3 separate regions of the Homo sapiens genome follow, and regions 2 and 3 are each linked to region 1. Evidence: chromatin contacts called from ENCODE Hi-C or POLR2A ChIA-PET data. All regions are on one chromosome and are shown on one strand. The core of a region is the stretch at or near the end of the contact, and the rest is flanking DNA. Distances in the headings are between cores, read along the strand shown. Region 1 holds the start of CACNA1G (calcium voltage-gated channel subunit alpha1 G). Region 2 holds the start of EME1 (essential meiotic structure-specific endonuclease 1). Region 3 holds the start of ACSF2 (acyl-CoA synthetase family member 2).

The links. Hi-C counts contacts between places; a loop is a spot of excess contacts on that map. ChIA-PET counts read pairs that join two places held with the same protein, here RNA polymerase II (POLR2A). Pooled maps may share reads with other maps.
Region 2: a pooled map shows a loop between it and region 1 (2.9-fold over the local background). The contact joins the promoter of EME1 here to the promoter of CACNA1G in region 1. A Hi-C loop is called at or near these places in 3 of 50 pooled maps. POLR2A ChIA-PET finds 5 or more read pairs at or near these places in 4 of 52 experiments (AG04449, H1, HepG2 and 1 more).
Region 3: a loop to region 1 is called in a map of CD4-positive, alpha-beta T cell, with 2.6 times the contacts of the local background. The contact joins the promoter of ACSF2 here to the promoter of CACNA1G in region 1. A Hi-C loop is called at or near these places in 1 of 168 maps with a recorded cell type or tissue (CD4-positive, alpha-beta T cell) and 2 of 50 pooled maps. POLR2A ChIA-PET finds 5 or more read pairs at or near these places in 1 of 52 experiments (Panc1).

The regions. Positions count from the first base shown.
Region 1 is chr17:50,559,213-50,561,964 of GRCh38, forward strand. It overlaps CACNA1G (calcium voltage-gated channel subunit alpha1 G), which reads left to right and starts at 1,503. Exons shown (of 38, transcript NM_018896.5): 1 at 1,503-2,489. The coding sequence starts at 2,248. CACNA1G-AS1 (CACNA1G antisense RNA 1) reads right to left here. Exons shown (of 2, transcript NR_038439.1): 1 at 2,716-2,752. RefSeq lists enhancers at 1,053-1,102, 2,462-2,752 and a silencer at 1,323-1,702.
Region 2 is chr17:50,371,845-50,374,596 of GRCh38, forward strand. It overlaps EME1 (essential meiotic structure-specific endonuclease 1), which reads left to right and starts at 1,385. Exons shown (of 9, transcript NM_152463.4): 1 at 1,385-1,433. MRPL27 (mitochondrial ribosomal protein L27) reads right to left here and starts at 1,340. Exons shown (of 4, transcript NM_016504.3): 1 at 1,287-1,340. The coding sequence starts at 1,326. RefSeq lists enhancers at 874-1,343, 1,484-1,703.
Region 3 is chr17:50,424,905-50,427,656 of GRCh38, forward strand. ACSF2 (acyl-CoA synthetase family member 2) reads left to right here and starts at 1,314. Exons shown (of 16, transcript NM_025149.6): 1 at 1,314-1,485. The coding sequence starts at 1,358. RefSeq lists an enhancer at 846-1,390 and a silencer at 1,127-1,446.

The DNA.
Region 1 (2,752 bases), core at 253-2,752:
GAGGGGTGGTGATGGAGGTCATCCGACCCATCCCGCCGCCTCTCCGCAGTGGCGCAAGCGCCCCAAAATCTCCGGAGAGGGAACTGACTGACCCACTAGGTTCCGCCGTGTCTACCTCTCGCAGATGTTGGGGAAGTGCTTCCCGGCGTCTAATCCTCGCTGTTCCCCCCTCCACCGGCGCCCAGCACACCCGCGGCGCTCCGCTCCCGGGTACCCACAGCTTTCTGGAGTGGCGCCGGCGGCAGGAGAGAGCTAGAGCCGACTGAGCCCCAGAACTCGGGGAGGTAGGCGGGGCAAGGGCCGGGGTCTGCGCGTGCGTGTGCACGCGTGGAAAGCACAAACCCACGAGGGCCCGCTGCCGGTAGGGTTAAGGTGAGTGAGTGAAGGCGGCAGACCCGCGAAGTTCCAGTTCCGCGGACACTCTTTCCCTAAGCCACATAGGGACTTAAGAGAAACTGAGGCACGAAGTTGGGGGGTGGCGGTGGTGGGGACTTTGAAGGTCGAGTCGATAAAGCCCAGCTCTGTGCTTCCGCCCCCTCCCACACACTCGAGACCCCCACAGGTTCCTTCTTAGGGGTCCTCGCTCTGCTCCGCAGCCCCTCCTGGGGATCCGGGCTCTGCGGTCCAGCGCGACCTGCCTGGGGCCACGTGTTCAAGCACGAAGCCCCTGCGTGGAGTCCACGCCCTTCAAAAGGTCCCTAGGGGCAAAGGGATGAAGCCCAGGAGCGTCAATGTGAGGTCAGGTCCAGCGGGTTAGGGTTACGAGGTCAGGGTCGAAGTCTCAGAATTGACTCGGGAGTATGACCAATAAGCCCAAGAGATTTGTGGAGGCCACGCCCAGACCATGCCTACCCTAGCCTTTCTCGAGCTCCGCCCGTTTCTCCAAGACTGGGCCCCTCCAGCCTGAAGCCCCACCCCCAGGACATCCAGCTCCGCTCCTTCCCTCCCCCAGTCCCGCAGCCAAGCTCAACTCCAGGGTGGGAGATTAACCAGGTGGAGACCTGGGATTTCGCTCTGGGACCCCCTGGTGACAACCCTCACCCCCGTGCCGCCTGTCTCCTTTCTTCCCCAGGCCCGCCCAGAGCTGAGCTCCGTCCTCCGGCTGCTGCCCAAATCAGGGGTCGTGGACAAAGGATGCCTGGGGCCTGCGGCCCTACGCCAGGACCCCGCGCCGAATACTCTGATTCTTCGGGCTCCCTCCAAGGGAGTCCCAAAGACCCCAATGGCCAATAGGAAAGTGGGTTCGGTCTGGGCAGCAGTCTGATTGGCTCCAGCCTTCGGGAGCGGACCCAGGGGCAAGGGGAGGGGAGAGGGGCGGTCCTGGGTTTTGGGGTGGGAATCGGATTCCAGCTGTGGTTCTCTCCCTGCGCTCCCGCCCGCACTGCCACGGCGGACGGCCAATGGGCGCGCGGCTCGGGGCCGGCGGCGTCCGGCGATTGGCTGCGGGGCTGTCTGGGGGCGGGGCCGAGGCTTGAAGTTGAAGTGAGGGATCCAGCTGTGGTGTGCGCGGGGCTCCTCGCCGCCGCTTTCGCTCGCTCGCTCCGCGTCTCGGCCGGAGGAGGAGGCTGTGGCGCCGGCGACAGCTACGGCAGCGGCAGCCACCGCGGCGGCTGCGGCGGCGGCATCTCCGCCTCCACTCCCGCCCGGGACTGCCCCCCACTGTCTCCCCGCCCCTCCCGGACAGTGAGCCCGCGGCGGGGCGGGGGAAGGAGCCGCCCCCACCCCCTCCAAGCCCACCCCTAAAGAGATCCCTCCTCCCCTCCCCCGCCGCCTGGCGCGGAGCCGGGACGATGCTGACCCCTTAGATCCGGCTCCAGCTGCGCCGCGGGAAGAGGGGGCGCCCCTCCCCGGACCCCCGCCCTCCGCCGCTGCCCCCCTTTTCGTTCGCCCTCTCGGGGCGGCTTCGCCGAAGGTAGCGCCGAATCCGGCAACCGGAGCCTGGGCGCGAAGCGAAGAAGCCGGAACAAAGTGAGGGGGAGCCGGCCGGCTGGCCCGGGAAGCCCCAGGGGCGCAGGGGAAGCGGGACTCGCGCCGGGCGGGGTTTCCCTGCGCCCCGGCGCCCCGCGGGCAGCATGCCCCTGCGGGCAGGGGGAGCTGGGCTGAACTGGCCCTCCCGGGGGCTCAGCTTGCGCCCTAGAGCCCACCAGATGTGCCCCCGCCGGGGCCCCCGGGTTGCGTGAGGACACCTCCTCTGAGGGGCGCCGCTTGCCCCTCTCCGGATCGCCCGGGGCCCCGGCTGGCCAGAGGATGGACGAGGAGGAGGATGGAGCGGGCGCCGAGGAGTCGGGACAGCCCCGGAGCTTCATGCGGCTCAACGACCTGTCGGGGGCCGGGGGCCGGCCGGGGCCGGGGTCAGCAGAAAAGGACCCGGGCAGCGCGGACTCCGAGGCGGAGGGGCTGCCGTACCCGGCGCTGGCCCCGGTGGTTTTCTTCTACTTGAGCCAGGACAGCCGCCCGCGGAGCTGGTGTCTCCGCACGGTCTGTAACCCATATCCTTCGGGGCACGACGGCCAGGCGCGGGGTCAGAAGGGGGACGGGCCGCACCGCCGGGGGTCGGGGGGGAAGAAGACCCACCGCCAGGTGAGTCGAAGTGAGCCCGGAGGGTAGGCGGATGGGGGGGGGGCTGCCAGGGAGGGGAGGGGGCACCAGAGTGGGAGCGGAGACGCGAGCAGGTCTCGTCGGTAACCCGGGCTTACCCCACCTGCGTACACACACCTCAGTCTTCCTGGGTTGGGGGGGTGGGGATCCAGGC
Region 2 (2,752 bases), core at 135-2,634, 190 kb before region 1:
TTATCTCACTCACAAATCTTTGCTCTTCACCCTACTCCCCATCCTCCTCCTCAAAGTAAATGGTACCACCATTCATCCAGTTGCTTAGGCAGAAACCAGAGTCATTGCAGATTCCTTCTCTTTGCTGTCCTCACATATTGTTCACCAGCAAGCTCTGTGGATGCTAACTCCAAAACAGATCTCAAATTCATCCGTTTTCCTCCAAGTTCACTGCCACCACAAACATCTTGGCTAAATCATCTCTCCTCAGGGCTATTACGACTTTCCATTTGATTTCCTCATTTCCACTCCTATCCCCTTTAAATTTACATAAGAGCAATAGTTTGCTTCTCAAAATGTAAAACTGGCTCAAGTCACTCTCCTGTCCCTCACTCTACACAGGTCTAGGTCTCCTGTCATTCTTTTTTTTTTGGGGGGGGGGGATAGGGCCCCATTCTGTCACCCAGGCTGGAGTGCAGTGGTATGAACATAGCTCACTGCAACCTCGACCTCCCGAGCTCAGGTGATCCTCCCACCTCAGCCTCCTGAGTATCTGAGACCACAGGCAAGCGCCACTACACCCAGCTAATTTTTGTATTTTTTGTAGAGATGGGGTTTTGCCATGTTGCCCAGTCGGTCTTGAACTCCTGGGCTCAAGCGATCCGCCCACCTAGGCCTCCCAAAGTGTTGGGACTACAGGCGTGAGCCATCACGCCCCGCCTGTCATTCTTTAGGTTTTAAATGTTATCTCCTCAGAAGCCTTCCTTCACCGTCCAATCTAAAAAAAGACACACACACAGACACACATTATCCTTCTTCACAGCACTTGCCAGTCTACATCTACTTTATATGTTCATTTATTGCCTTATGCACCAGAGAGAACCGTTCGGGGGCTAGAAGCCAAGTCTTCACGTTTTCTGCTGATTTTCCGAACACCTACCGCCGTGTCTAGCACAAAGTAAGACCTCAATCTGCTGAATCAATAGATTAATTTTTTCAACCCCAATATGCCAATGTTACTAATACTTCTACAGAGAAAGGACCCACCCAAATCCCCAACCGCCAAGGAACCCGTCCGTGCTGCTGAGGCAGGAGAAAGACAAGTGCTCTTCAAACGCCCTCACTCACGGCTCCACCCAGGATGTGTCACGTGACCAGCGACACCGTCCCTCAAACCTGGAGTACCCCACACACTTCCCCTCGCATCCAAGGTCCTCCGCGGGGATCAGTGTCACCTCCTTCCCTCCCTGCTGGAGCTCCACTCTGCCTCCCCGCCTCACCCCGCTCTGACTACTGCGTCCCATTACCGGCTGTCCGGGTCCTCAGCGCCAACACCACCGACGCCATGCTTTCGATCACTCACTTCCGGTCTCGAAAAGTTTCTACTTCCGCTATCAGGAGATCTACTTCCGGGCCCTGCGTGGCAGTTGAAAGAGTGGCGGGAGAAGTTGCAGGTGAGCGTCCCCGGTCGCAGGCCTGCGGATTGGGCAGGGCTTCCCTCCTGAACACCGCTCTGCAGAATCTTGGTGGCTAAGGTGTCCAGGAGCCTCTGCAGCGGACCGCCAGCCTGAGAGGCGCAGAGCTTGTCGGGCAGGGGCCCGCTTGTCCCACTCCCCTGATTTGCAGATGTCAACGGAGGCCCAGCGAAGGGTCAGAGATGAGGCCCCCTCCCTAGTCATTCAACTTACTCTACTTAGCCAGCTGTGTGCCAGATGCTGTACTAAGCGCGGTGGATGCATTATTTTATTTAATTCTCACTACCTTATAAAATGGGTGCTGTTACCATCCCTGTTTTACTAAGGAAGAAACTGAGGCCTAGGCAGGTTACATGTCTCCTTCTGGGTCATACCTACAGTGTTAGTAAATGTTCAAGAAATGATTAGCTTTGCATATGACCCAGCAATTCTACTCCTAGGTATATACACGAAAGGGATTTGAAAACATACCCCCACAAAAACTTGTATGTCAGTGTTCATAGCAGCATTATTCATAACAGGCAAAAAAAGGAAACAAATTAAATGTCCAAGTGATGAATGGATAAACAAAATGTAGCATATCCATACAGTGGAATATTATTCAGTCATGAAAAGCAATTAACTACTGATACAGGCTACATCATAGATAAACCTTGAAAACAAGCTGAGTGAAAAAAGTCAATCACAAAAGGCCACATAGTGTATGATTCTATTTATATGAAATATCCAGAATAGGCAAATGCATAGAGACAGATTTATGGTTGCCAGGAGCTGGGGAGGGAGGGAAAGGACAGTGACGGCTTAATGGCTGCAGGAATTCTTTTTGAGGTGATAAAATAGTGATGATGGTTGCACAACATTGTGAATATACTAAAATCTACTGAATGTACACTTTTAAAAGGATATTATGCTGTGCAAATTATATCTCTATTTTTATTTTTATTTTATTTTTCTTTTGAAGCAGGGTCTCACTCTGTCACCCGGGCTGGAGTGCAGTCGTACAATCACAGCTCACTGCAGCCTTGACCTCCCAGGCTCAAGCAATCCTCCCACCTCAGCCTCCTGAGTATCTGGGACTACAGGTGTGAGCCACCATACCCAGCTAATTTTTGTATTTTTTTGTAGAGACGAGTTCTCACTATGTTGCCCAGGCTGTTCTCGAACTCCTGGGCTCAAGTGATCCTTCTGCTTTGGCCTCCCAAAGTGCTGGGATTATACGCATGAGCTACCATGCCCAGCCTATATCTCAATTTTTAAAAAGAACAGTTTTTGGCCAGGTGCAGTGGTTCACACCTGTA
Region 3 (2,752 bases), core at 64-2,563, 130 kb before region 1:
GACAGTTAGTCTAATTAGGAAAGCACACCCTTGCAGGCCCAGCCTCCGGTGATCTCTTTGTTCCTCTGTCTCTTCCTGCCCCAACCCCACAGAAACTGAAGTGTGGGGACCCTCCCTAGGAACCGGGGTTCCAGGGAGGATTTGAGGTCACGCTCAAGATCATAAAGAGGCCCAGCATGGACTCCTTCTCATGACCCAAGTGGAGCCAGAGTTCCCAGATAAGGGCAAAGGTCACCTCAGGCCAGGCTCCACTCTCAGCCACCCCTTCTGCCTGGCAGGGTTTACTTCATCTCCTCCAGTCAGGAGAGGGGAGGTCACACTGCCAGGGCCTTTGCCCCATTCTTCTCCAGCTCCTTCTCTAGAGGAAGAGTCATGGCTAGGCCGAGGCAGTGTGGACCTGGAACAGGTATAAACTGTGCTACTCTTTGGTGCCCAGTGCCACTTTTCCTAGCCAGGACCAGAGCTATCACCTTCTCTGTCCCGCAGCTCTGCCCAGGTCTTAGTACCCCACTCACCCCTGGGCCTCAGGAACCCTAAGGAGGGGCATAGGGTTGCTTTCCATTCACACCTGGGGCAGCACAGGGAACTGTGCCACAGGCCCCAAGACAGGCAGATGGAGGATGAAATACACAGGTCCCAGTCCCTGAGGCCACCTTACGTGTCCGGCCCCCAACCCTGTGCAGAAGGTCAAGGCAGAGGCGCCGAGGAGGGATGGGAGGATGCCTCCTGTGAGATGGGGTACAACTGGTGTTCCTTCTGAAGCTGACATCTGGCCTCAGCTGGGACTCTGGCGCCAGCGGGCCCGCAGGGGGCTCACCCGCGACACCCTTTGTTCTGGCTGCCTCCCCAACCCCGCGGGGCCCTCTGCTCCAGCTGGCATGCCTCAAGGACGCTTCGCGCCTGCTCCTTTGGCCCCCGGCTCGCAAGTAGCGGGGCCAGCACGTGACCCGAGGGGGCAGGGGATGGATGGATCTTGACCTTGCCATCTGGCCCCTCACGGATGTGCTGCTGGCTCTCCCTCTAGGAAATCAACAAATTTTTGCGCTTCTAACATCCAGGCCCCTGAGGATGGTCGCGAGGAAGATCTGTTTCGGACTGCAGCTGGGGCCTTCGGATCCAGAGGAAACCAGGGCTATTCTTCGAGGGTGGGAGGGGGAGGGCCGCGGGGTCGGAGGGGAAGGTGGCCCCGCGCGAAGTCGCCGCCGCCGCGCCCCGCCCCGCCCCGCCGGCGGAGACCGAATCCGCCGCACCCCATAGGCAGAGGCCACCCTCCCCGCCTCCCCGCCCGCTGCGCGCCCGCCCCGCCCCGGCTCACTTTAAAAGTTTACTCGGGCCGGGACGCAGGGCAAAGCGAGCCATGGCTGTCTACGTCGGGATGCTGCGCCTGGGGAGGCTGTGCGCCGGGAGCTCGGGGGTGCTGGGGGCCCGGGCCGCCCTCTCTCGGAGTTGGCAGGAAGCCAGGTTGCAGGGTGTCCGCTTCCTCAGGTACTGGCCCCCCGCGGGAAGAGAGGGGGCGGGGCAGTTCCCCGGGAGAGGAACTTGGAGGTCCCGGCGAGCTTCGGAAGCCCCACCTCTGGACGAGTGCACTGGGGGGAAGGTACCCGCCCCTCCCCCGCCCCCCGCCAGCACCTAGGCAATAGGAAAAGCTGGCTTGGCCTGGTGGACTTGGGTGGGGAGGGGGCTTTGGTTGGTGGCTGCAGTGACTTCGAGTTCTGGTCCAAGACTCTCGATTCCTTCTCCTTTATGGGCACAGAGGGCAAGGAGTGTGGGCTTTAAGGAGAATATTCCGATGGGGAGGGGCAAGGGCCAAGGCCTGGGCTGTACCCCCAGGACACTGCCTCTGAGTTGGAACCCCTTCATGGGCAAACTTGGGGATCAGCCCCAGTCTCCCCGACCCAGGCCACTAAACTTAGCAGTCTCCTGTCTCCTCATCAGCTGCTCACTAACATGGCTTTAATTCTTTGCTGCCTACTCCTGGGCCTATTTCCTTCTGTCCTCAGTGCAAGGGGTGGGATGGAAGCTGGCAGGCAGAGGATTTCAGTTCCCAGTAGCTTCACTGCCTCTGCAGCAGCACAGTAAGTAAAGCTGCCTTCCCGGTGTGACCAGTCCTTGGGAGGACCCCGTGAGATGGCAAATGTGAAAGTGCTTGAGACACAGAGAGCAGGCTGCCACTCATGTTATCAGGGCTGTTAGCTTCAGCAGCACCACTGGGGAGCCCTGTGCACTACTGAGCCTGTCCTACCACTCAACTCGGCCAGATACTAAGTCTATGGTCAGGACAGCACTTTCAGCAACATCAGATGGGGTGTGGGCCTGGACATGGAAAAGGGAGAAGTCAGAACAAAGCTGTGTCTCAGAGAACTAGATTTGTTTTTGTTTTTAAAAAGGCTAAGTAGGAAGAGTTGGAGGGACATGCAGACTCCTTTTTGGCTAGAACTCCAAGATCACACTTTCTGAACTTGCTGATTTCTGAATGCTAGAAAGCATGCAATGCCTTAACATCACTCTGCCTAATTTGCTGAGAAAACTAAGTGGATCAAGGCTGGTCAGTAGATGGGATTGAGATGAGGACAGTGGGGTCCTCTTCCCAGTGACCCTGGGAAGTCACTCACTACTTCCCAGGGTCTCCCTAGACAAGTTCGGCCCTCCCCTGACCCCCTAGTCTCTTAAGCCTCTCCTCTGGACTCATGGCTGCCCCCTCAGGCTGGGAGGACTCTGAGGAAAGTTACTTCCCAAAGTGTACATATTTTAT